Regions from separate parts of the Mus musculus genome. Here region 2 is linked to region 1. The links are chromatin contacts, found by Hi-C or POLR2A ChIA-PET in ENCODE. All regions are on one chromosome and are shown on one strand. The core of a region is the stretch at or near the end of the contact, and the rest is flanking DNA. Distances in the headings are between cores, read along the strand shown. Region 1 overlaps Numb (NUMB endocytic adaptor protein). Region 2 holds the start of Acot4 (acyl-CoA thioesterase 4).

Evidence for each region. A loop is a pair of places that touch in the nucleus more often than their neighbours do. ChIA-PET counts read pairs that join two places held with the same protein, here RNA polymerase II (POLR2A).
Region 2: a loop to region 1 is called in a map of heart, with 2.1 times the contacts of the local background. The contact joins the promoter of Acot4 here to the enhancer-like site in region 1. A Hi-C loop is called at or near these places in 1 of 37 maps with a recorded cell type or tissue (heart). POLR2A ChIA-PET finds 5 or more read pairs at or near these places in 1 of 5 experiments (embryonic stem cell).

Annotation. Positions count from the first base shown.
Region 1 is chr12:83,797,391-83,802,933 of GRCm38, forward strand. It overlaps Numb (NUMB endocytic adaptor protein), which reads right to left. Exons shown (of 10, transcript NM_001136075.2): 7 at 3,623-3,916; 8 at 2,118-2,267. Among named protein-coding and RNA genes, the nearest start is that of Gm46367, 22 kb to the right of the region's middle. Within about 2 kb of position 2,256, at least 1 of the 3 ENCODE cell types and tissues checked has a DNase peak (open chromatin) inside an H3K27ac peak, as active enhancers do.
Region 2 is chr12:84,035,950-84,041,492 of GRCm38, forward strand. Acot4 (acyl-CoA thioesterase 4) reads left to right here and starts at 2,430. Exons shown (of 3, transcript NM_134247.3): 1 at 2,430-3,018. The coding sequence starts at 2,562. All of the region lies in intron 1 of Gm40474 (a long non-coding RNA gene), which reads right to left.

The sequences.
Region 1 (5,543 bases), core at 1,006-3,505:
CCAAGCTACACGAGATGGGTCAGTCAGGCCAACGTACAATATTGGAACAGACAAGACAGAGCAGTTGGTGCGGGGATGCTCATGCAATCCTGCAGTGGATATACATACCTTTTCACAAAAACAGAGACCGTATCAAATAACTGTACTGATAAATGACTGTTCTTTGAAAATGTGTATATGAGAGACAAAATGAAGCCTAATAAATACAATTTCATATTAAATTGATTATTTAGCAACTAGGCTTTGGCTTAAAATTAAGTAGATAAAGCATCTTGTTCTACACTTTTCTAAAAGATCAAATCAGGCCAACAATAACAATGGGTTAAGTATAATAATTTCTTAGTATGTTCTCAGCATCAAGATAACACTATTTTATATACACCAAATTCAACTCTTTCTAAAGTCTCATAAATCTGGGATTAGGGAAGGAGTTCCAATGTGTTCTACAGATGCCTAAAGCCAGATAGCTCCCGGTATAATACTGTGTTTTTACCTATGCATTCAAACCTAGGATAAAGCTTAATTTATAAGCTTGGTACACCGAGAGGCTAATAATTACTGTAAGAACATATTATAATAAACTTATTTAAAACATGAATTTTTTGTTTCTGGAATTTTCTATTTAATGTTTTGAGATAGTAATTAACCACAGGCAATTGAAACTTCAGAAATGGAGGCCATGAATGAAGGGTCTACAGTTTGCCTATACAACTAGTAAAAAAAAAAAATCATATGATATGTGTTTCCATTTACTTTAATACATTTGCCATTTGCTGCTATCTCTGTCTTTTCCCCATGTAATATTCATAATATCCAGAGAGCTGGGCTTCCTCTCCTCATCTCCTCAGGCCTCTTCCTTTATCAGTCTCTAGTCTATATTCCAGCTTTCCATCATGTTTAGCATGGATGATGTCCCTTTAGCACTGGACAACCACACTGGGTCAGGGTATTGGTATTGTTTACCTGGGGCTATGAAACAACAACAAAACTACAACAGCTAGAGACTGGAAGCCCCCTAAAGACAAAGGACATCGCTCCGTTCAGGTTCTATAACCAGTGCCCTACAAGCAGACGGCAGTGGGATGTAAGTGGGGCAGGAAGATCTGAATTTAAATCCCAGCTGCACAGCTTGCACAATTCACTCAGCCTATCCGAGCCTCAGTCTTCTTTGTAATGGTTACCTTAAAGAACTATTTGAAGATTAAATAAGACAACATGTGAGCATTTCCCAGTGTGTCAGGCACTGTTTATCAAGTTTACTTTTTCTAGTACTACAAATGTCTGTTAGATGAGAAGGAAAGCTGTGCGATGATACAAAGGACACATGACTATAAGTATGTCAAAAGATTGAGACCCAGAAGCAAAACAAAGAGTTATGGCAGCTTCTTCCAGGGGTAACAGCACTGTCCTGTAGTGCAGCCCTTTCTACTTGAAAAGTTCTCAAAAGACATGGGAATGGGCAATTGTCAGAGCCACTGATTCACTGACCTGTGAGCTGGGAATTTAATTTAGCATACTGGGGGTTAGGGGGAATGGCACCAACTCCAACCCTGAAGTAACTCTATTGTCACAAAAGCCAATTTAGAGACCACAGAATGAACCAGTGAGCCAGAAGAGAGGCTTCTACTTTATGAATCTCAGTAGAGAGAAGGTAGGTCTAGGTCTCAATGTTAACACCACTGGCATTTTGGGATGGATGGTAATTTGTTGTAGGTGCTGTCTTGCATGTTGAAGGATTTTTGGCAGTACTTCGAATGCTATAATAATCCCAAAATGTCTCCATACAATGAATACCAAATCTTCCCTGAGGTGGCCAAATTGTCCTTGGTGGAGAATCACAGAGCTTAAACCAATCTTGACAGCTGTTCTGTTCCGTAGGTCAAGAGGCAAATAAAGCAGTGAGTGGAGGCTACAGAGACTTTCTCGGATGCGTAGACAGATGAATTCATGCCAAATGATGAAAAGCGGACAGCTTAGACAAGAGAACAAAAGCCCAAAGATGTGACTGACAGGGAAACGAGGGATGCTGGCAAGCTCAGGATGCCAACTTCAGTTCAGGAGAAGCATGCTCACAGGATTAGTTTTAAAGAGAAAAACTGAGGTCAGAGGTCACCTACCTTGTAACACAGGAGACTGTGGTGCCACCAATGTCACTGGTTTGGTCATTGGGGCGGAGGAGAAGGGGTCCTCAGAGGGCGTGCTGAAGGCACTGGTGATCTGGGAACACAAGGAGCTGATGCTCTCGGCCTCTCCTTCCACCTCGGGCACTGCAAGGCAAAAGGAAATGGTTCCAGACAGGAAAGAGAGGAGTCCTGAAATATGACGGTACAGTGTGGGCTGCCAGTTCTCACTTTAGCTCTTTCCCTTGCCGAAGGACAAGTCTCAACTGTCAGGCTACACAATCAGCTTCAGTAAATTAATACCTCAACTTTCAGACAGGAAAGTAGAAAACATCAGTAACTCATGCACTAAGATCATCTTTCTCTGCAAATCCCTAATCTATCTCTCTTTGAGACTTTGTTGGGAATTTGGTGGTTTTTTTTTTTTTTTTTTAATGTGAGGCTTTTTTGTATAGCTGGGTCTTTCTGGAAGATCTCTGCAACCTATTTTAACTTTCAACCAGTTCCCAGAAGCTACAACCCAATCAATTCTAGAGCTGAAATGTAGGATGCTAAAGACTTTGAGATTCTGGGGGGAGAGGGGATGGAGGAGGCAGGACAGGGCTCTGAGAACATTTCCTCATTTCTGAGCAAACAGTTTATGTGTACTGAACCTTTGCTCATCTGTGAAGAGAGAAAGATTCTGTGCTGCATCTGCCCCAGAGGGAGACTGCAACGAGGTACTTGAAGCACCTACAGTTGTTTTGAGGGTGCTGAGAGCTGAGAGCCTTGCCATCATCACCTAACTCCAACTGTTCTCTAAGCCGAGTTCTACTGCGCACAGGCCTGTCTTCTCTGCGCTTGTACAGTGTTGTCAGGAGTGTCTACTGAGCCAGAGCTTCCTCCTGGTCAGTTATGGAGACAGCATGTCTCGTCTCAGAGGGAAGGGTAATAGATAGGGCCAGTAAAAGCACCAACCAGATCTAACATTTTAGCTGTAGCGCGTATGATAAGGATAGAGCTTACAGATTGGCTCAGCTGAACTGAGGATACACAGCAGCCATGAATAAATGAGCGGCCACCTGCTCCTGATGAACATTAGACCTTAGATTTGTATAAGAGCCATTTAGAGTTTCTTCCCCAGGAAGCCAACCTCTCACATATACAAGGGACACTTACCCATTTCTTCTGTTCCTTTGACAGTGCTGCTATTAACCTGTAAATGTTTCTAAAGCCTATTTAATTCTCTGGGGTCCTATGAGCACAGAAAGAATGGAAATTTGGAACTTTTTATGTAAAGAAATAGGCTAGCTGAGAGAGAGTACACCCGTGTCAGGACAAACCACGGACCTTGTAGTTCAGGCTAGAAATTCCACTGTCACTACTGATGGAAGAGAAATTAACTACTCATGACCCTAGTTTGTGCTCATATGAAATGACACGCACTATAATAGTTTCAGAGAGACAGGCATGACTAACTTAAAGGGATTTGTGTTGCTTCTGACGGAGCTAGAGCACAGTACCTGTGTTTTTTATTGGGAAATCGGTCTTCCTCTGCATAGTGGAAGGCAACTCATTGATGCGTAGGGACAGCTGGCGTTTAAAGGGTGACATCTTCTGGCTAAGAGCAGGAAATCCCCGGAAAGAGCCTTGACGAGCAAGCTGTTCAATTGGTGCATGCCGGCGTGGGATAGCATGGGGATTGTTCATCTCTGAAGATGCAGTGCCATCCGGAGTGGGAGAGGTGGGAGAGGATGGGGATGGAGCAGTGTTGCCAGGAGCCACTGATGGACCAACAACTGTCTTGTCTGTCTCAGCTCAAGAAAACCAAAGTAAAAGACCTTAGACCTCATTAGTGACCTTCAAATATCCTGAGTTCACAGAGCTGAGAGCTCAGAAGCCTTCTCATTCTTTAACTCATGCACTTTCCCATATTCAAATCTAATACATTCTGACAGATGACGGTTTAACAATACCCTGGTTGCTTTATACTCTATTAAGACAGAATTCCAAGCATCTACATAAATGCTCACAGCAAACAGTAACTACTACCATGGGATCCCAATTCCCTCTTCTAGTATGCAGACATACAAACAGACAAAATACCCATAAAACAAATAAATACATTTTTTTTGAGGGGTGGGGGGATTCAAGACACAGTTCTGTTTAGCCCTGGCTGTCCTAGAACTTACTCTATAGACCAGGCTGGCCTTGAATTTATAATCTGCCCGCCTCTGCCTTCCAAGTGCTCCACCACTGTCCAGTGTAAATAATCTTCAGACACAACCCAGCTCCAATGGAGTCCTTGCACAAAGTCCATAGGTACCTGTACTTACATATCACATACCTCCCCTAATGTATACAAATTTAAAATGAAAATTAATCTAAAAAAAAGAATGATAGCCTGGCGTGGTGGTGCACGCCTTTAATCCCAGCAATCGGGAGGCAGAGGCAGGTAAATTTCTGAGTTCGAGGCCAGCCTGGTCTACAAAGTGAGTTCCAGGACAGCCAGGGCTACATAGAAAAACCCTGTCTCGAAAAAACAAAACAAAACAAAACAAAAAAAACAAAAAAACAAAAAAAAGAATGATGAGCTATCTGGATGGCAAAATCCTATTGCCAAACACACATGATCTGGCATAGGTCCAGAGATCAAGTTAGAATTATGCTGGAGGCTTTCTTCCTACTGTCTAGTCTTTAAAGCACAAGATGCTATGTAGGCTTCTGGGGAAACTGTCATAGAGTGTTACCTAGGTGTGGACCCTACAAGCAGAAATAGTGGCTGGTTAGGCAAGATGTGCCCACTGGTTAAACAATGCAAAATCTATTGTGAGGGTAACCAACTACTTTCTAATTGGATTTGGGGCCCTTTCCAAAGGAGGAGGGTCATATCTGGTACTATAAATCTAAGAAAAAACTTGTGGTTCACAGGCTGAGGAGATAGCTAAGCAAGGGAAGTGCTTTCTCTGCCAAGTCTGAGGCCTGGAGCTTGGATCCTCAGGACTCAAGAGAATGCCTCCTGGGCATGGTAGTTCACTTGGGATCCAACACTAAAGAAGGGACAGGGGGGATCCTTAAAGCAAGCTAGCCAGGTTAGACTATCCAAATCAGTGAGCTCTGGGTTGAACTGAGAGACTCTGTCTTATGAATAAGGTGGAGGAGCTGGAGAGATGGCTCAGTGATTAAGAACACTGGCTGCTCTTCCAGGGGACCTGGGTTCAATTCTAAGTACCTACACAGTGGATTACAACCACCTGTACCTCCAGTTCCAGAGTCTACCACTTTTTTCTGGCCTCTAAAGGTACGAGGTACACATGTGGCACACACACACATACATGCAGGCAAAACTCCCATAACACAAAAATTTAAATTTAAAAAGTTGCTGGGCAGTGGTGGCGCACGCCTTTAATCCCAACACTTGGGAGGCAGAGGCAGGTGGATTTC
Region 2 (5,543 bases), core at 1,180-3,679, 240 kb after region 1:
AAATCATTTAGGTTGGAACCCCAGAATGGCTGCTTATTAGCTGCCAACATATCCAAGCCACTAATTCTTTATAACAGCTAGCTATTCTTCCTGAGAAATAATTGCAAATACGTGCATTAAAATAGCTAAGATATCTGAAGAAGAACGAAGACCAAAGTGTGGACACTTTGCCCCTTCTTAGAATTGGAAACAATCACCCATGGAAGGAGTTACAGAGACAAAGTTTGGAGCTGAGACAAAAGGATGGACCATCTAGAGACTGCCATATCCAGGGATCCATCCCATAATTAGCCTCCAAACGATGATACCATTGCATACACTAGCAAGCGTTTGCTGAAAGGACCCTGATATAGCTGTCTTTTGTGAGACTAGGCCGGGGCCTAGCAAACACAGAAGTGGATGCTCACAGTCAGCTATTGGATAGATCACAGGGTCCCCAATGGAGGAGCTAGAGAAAGTACTCAAGGAGCTAAAGAGATCTGCAACCCTGTAGGTGCAACAACATTATGAACTAACCAGTACCCCGGAGCTCTTGACTCTAGCTGCATATGTATCAAAAGATGGCCTAGTCGGCCATCACTGGAAAGAGAGGCCCATTGGACAGGTAAACTTTATATGCCCCAGTACAGGGGAACGCCAGGGCCAAAAAGGTGGGAATGGGTGGGTAGGGGAGTGTGGGGGACTTTTGGGATAGCATTGGAAATGTAATTGAGGAAAATACGTAATAAAAAAATATTTTAAAAAAGTTTTAATTTTAAGCTTAAAAAATAGCTAAGATATTAGATTATGAAGTTTTATGAAAATTATAGCTACCATTTATGTGATATTTACTCTATTCCTGGTACATCCAGTTCTCAAAACACTATGATGTAACTACTGCTATATCTAATATACAAGGAAGCTGTAGGGAAGAAAACCTGACTTGAAAGCATGTAACTGTTCCACAGAAAAATTCTTCTTGTCCCGATTCTGGGCTGTGGACATATAACAATAAAGTGAAATCAGCACCTCTCCTTTTGAAAAAATTGTCATTTAAACATCATGTTAAAATTGCTGATAACAACCTTCTTAGCAATATAATTCACAAAGTCCCTGCTCATATTTTACTTTACGTTGACCAAGGGACAGAACATCGCCTCAGTTGGCAGTCAGGGCCTTCCTCACCTTTGCACTCTTCCTTCTGGAAGGTTCAGTTTGAACGCCTGCCTTATGTGTATCTAGTGGCATGCCAACAGCATCCTAAACCCCAGCCAGATGGCTCCACAAGCACTCATATATCTGCATCTTAGGCTGCACCATTTCTAAAAAAGATTTATTTTATGTATGTGAGTACACTGTAGCTGTACAGATGGTTGTGAGCCTTCATGTGGTTGTTGGGAATTGAATTTAAAGACCTCTGCTCGCTCTGGACAACTATACTCACTCAGTCCCTGCTCACTCTGAACGAAAGATTTATTTATTATTATACGTAAGTACACTGTAGCTGTCTTCAAACGCAGCAGAAGAGGGCATCGGTTCTCATTACGGATGGTTGCGAGCCACCATGTGGTTGCTGGGATTTGAACTCAGGACTTTCAGAAGAGCAGTCAGTGCTCTTACCTGCTGAGCCACTCCCTGCACCATTTTATCAGCCCATTGGACAACACTGGACCTTGGATGAAGCCAACTTCTCAGAGAACTTTCTATGGCACCCTTGACACCTGCTCGGCCCCTAGAACGTTCAAGCCGCCCTTAATAGCACCCCTAGTAAAACGGGGTCGAGCAACCACCTCTGTGGCCTCTTCATCCTGTACCAGAGAGCCATTTGCATCTCATTGAATCTGGGCTTTGGGGCCAGGAGAGGATGTTGCCCACTAATTAATCTTGGCTGTCAATTTAACCACATCTGGAGTCAACTAAACCCCAAGCAGCTGGGATTGCCTGTGAAGGATTTTTCTTGGTTGGATTATTTTGAGGTGGGAGACTCACCCTAAGTCCAGATCATTTGGCCCTAAATCCAGATCATTTGGCCCTAAATCTGGGCCACACAAAAGGACACGGGAGAAGGGACGTCTTCGTGTCTCTGTCTGCGCATGTCTCCATCCTGTTCGCTATGTTCATATTTAGAGAACCCTAACTTAACACAGTTGCCTTTCTCAATTTAACTGTGCATTCTAGTTTCTGTGCTGGGAGCTGTAGCATCCAGGGAAGTTTTTGTAAGCTGAGTATCTTAAGACTAAAGTGGTATAAAGTTGTAATTTATTACAAAGTTCTTGCTCTTGGTTCCGTTTTGTATTTTTATAAAGCTGCTGAATCCACGGAAGGATCGTACTTTGCCTTGATTCATTCACTTGGTGTGTCATCACCAATCACTTTCACAACACCACGTGGGAGTGGCGAGAAGCAGAATCCTATAACCTGGCTCAGCCCCGAAGCATGACCTTTGGCCGGTCTGTGCCCAAATTGCTGACAGATCATGGTTCCTCTCTTGTCTGGGTCCTAGAGACGCACTAGGTCGGCTCCACAGCAGGCCAGGCTCCGCTCCGGACTCGCGTGGCGCTCCCCGAGGCCTCCAGCTCCTAATGGCAGCGACACTGAGCGTGGAGCCCACGGGCCGCAGCTGCTGGGACGAGCCGCTGAGCATCGCCGTGCGCGGCCTGGCCCCCGAGCAGCCCGTCACGCTGCGCTCTGTCCTGCGCGACGAGAAGGGCGCGCTCTTCCGAGCCCACGCGCGCTACCGCGCGGACTCCCACGGCGAGCTGGACCTGGCGCGCGTGCCCGCGCTGGGCGGCAGCTTCTCGGGGCTCGAGCCCATGGGGCTGCTCTGGGCCATGGAGCCCGATCGGCCTTTCTGGCGCCTGATCAAGCGCGACGTGCAGACGCCCTTCTTGGTGGAGCTGGAGGTGCTGGACGGACACGAGCCCGATGGCGGGCGGCGGCTGGCGCGGACGGTGCACGAGCGTCACTTCATGGCTCCCGGGGTGCGGCGCGTGCCCGTGCGCGAGGGCCGGGTGCGCGCCACGCTCTTCCTGCCCCCAGGTGAGTTGGGTGGTTGAGAGGTGGGAGCGCGCCAAGGGCTGAGTCTAGGGGTGGGGTTAGGGTTTCCTAGGAAGGTGCTATTGGCCATTTCAGTGGTCACTCAAACAGGTTGGGGGATTTTCATACATTAGCAAGTGCCCTTTGCTTGCATTATCTCATTTAATCTCTGTCTATCCCCAAAAGATAGTGTTATCCAGCTGATGAAAAACACAACTGAACTTTGTTGCAATACGAGGTTAGGAAAAATGAGACAGAGGAAACTGCCACATTGTCCTTGACACACGCAGCCCCTTCTCCCCACTCCACCCCCACCCCTAGTCAGTACATACAAACACACACACACACATACACACACACACACAACCTCAAGGGTTAAAGCCATAGTACATCCAGATTAGCATAAATTGGCTTTGTTCTTATTGTTTTTGAATTTAACCTTATGGGGGCTTAGTGGTTAAGAGCACTCACAAGCGTTCTGCCATTAACTTTGGAAAAGTAAAACCCAATTTTAAAACAATTTATTACTTATAGAATTAATATTAGAAGCATTACCATCATATTACAAAGTTTGGCTGCCAATTAATACCTATGAATACATGCAAGCTTTAATGTTTTATTAAAGAGACATTACTTAAAATTTTATCTTTAATTCTACTTTCTAGGATAAGAATCACATTAATTATTATCTCAACTAGAAGTATCTTTAGAGACCCAGCCTCTTGGCCTGCCTTATGCCACGTGTTGGAAGGACTTTAAACTTGAGTTATCAATTTTAAGGCTAACCATCTGTTACCAATGTAACAACTATTAATCTTAACTAATAACTTATGAGCTGATTGTGAAAACACTCAGAGCATATTACCAATTAAAAAAAAAAAAAAACAAAGGAAGCAGTTACATTTAGACCAATCAGAGAACATTAATTTTTCTAGCTATAATCATAGAATAAAAAGTACTTTATCATTTGCCAAACACATTAATCACGAATGTAGAGAACCCTCTAAGAAAAAAAAAAAGTTTATCAGCTTTTTTACCCCAAAACTAAGAGGCTGTAGACTCTCCTTTTTTCCTATAAGGAACAGCTTTTCCAGCAGGGGCCCTCTTGCCGTGTGCCTGTTTCCTGGTTGAAGCATGTGGCCGCTCTCGGCTTTGCAGATAAAGTTTTTTTTTTTTTAGCCATCTTTATTATCCAACATAAAACATAGAACATTCATTCATTCAGACTGGACACGAACATACATGAAATTGAACAAATGAACAGATTGGTGCACCAGACATTAGACAAAGACACAAAAGGGGCAGAGTACTTCTGCTGTAAAGCCCAGAGAGAACAAAGCAGGGCACCCCTGAAATTTCTCTCTGCTTTTTGGGACATTTTCCTCCCGCATGATGCAGTTTTTAACTGCGGCCATCTGCCTGATTAGTAATTTCCTTTTAATAAACCCTTTCTTTTCTCACGCCTAACTGGGAGCTACGGCTAACCACCTGTTACGTTCCTAGCCCCTAATAAACCTCACTGGTGAACCTAAGTGAATTAGCGTGCAGGTTTAACGCTGTTTCAACTTAGCCCATACCGACTTTCTCCGGTATGAATTTCCTTTAATTATTTTCTTCTTCTATGGAGCTCCAAACCAGCAGTGCTTCTTCCAAATGTCCTCTGTTGTTTCTCAGTCCCGCGTTGGGTCGCCAGATCTGTTGCGGCTGGCCAGCGGCTCACATGTCTGGGTTCTAGTCTGAGAAGCATCTTGGAACCTGGAAGAGAAGATGGGGCTAGGCGATGCGAGAGAGACGGAGCTAAGACAACCAGGTTCTAATCAAAGCTCAATTTTACTATTTCGTGCACCGAGTTATGAAGGAAGGGGAAAGGGCCCATTCCCGCCAAATCATCCTGGAGTCAGCTTCAGGTGACCACGTCGGAACAGCAAGGCGGCAGGCTCCAGCAGTGGGAGTGGCAGAACGATAGGGTGACAGGCTCCACCCTGATGCTCTCTTCTTGCTAACAGTGAAACCTGAGCTGGGGGGGGGGGGTTAGAACCTGGGTTCAATTCCCAGCACCTGCATGACAGCTCACAGCTGTCTGTAACTCCTGTACTGGGAGATCTGACACTCTCACACAGATAAATACAGAAGCAAAACTCTAACACATAAAAATAAATGTATTTTGTTTTCTCATGTGTGTATGGTTTGTGTGTGCTGGTGCTCACGGGGCGGGGAGGGGGGTGTCAGAAGAGGGGATCAGATCCCCTTGAGCTGGGGTTGCATGTGCTTGTGAGCCCCGGTCCTGGGTCCTGGGTCCTCTGCAAGAACAGGGAGGGCTCTCAACCACTGTAACACTCTCCTCTGCCACACACTTCCCATTGTCTGCAGCCCTTGGCAGAGCAGGAGGAGGGGACAGTCTAAGGCTTGCAAATCCTCCTTCCAAAATGTACTCCTCACCCCAAGGTTTAGCATGGTCTCCTGGAACAACAGCTGATCTGTAGAAATATGCAAATATCCAGTCTTAAATGGTATCACTTATAGCATTC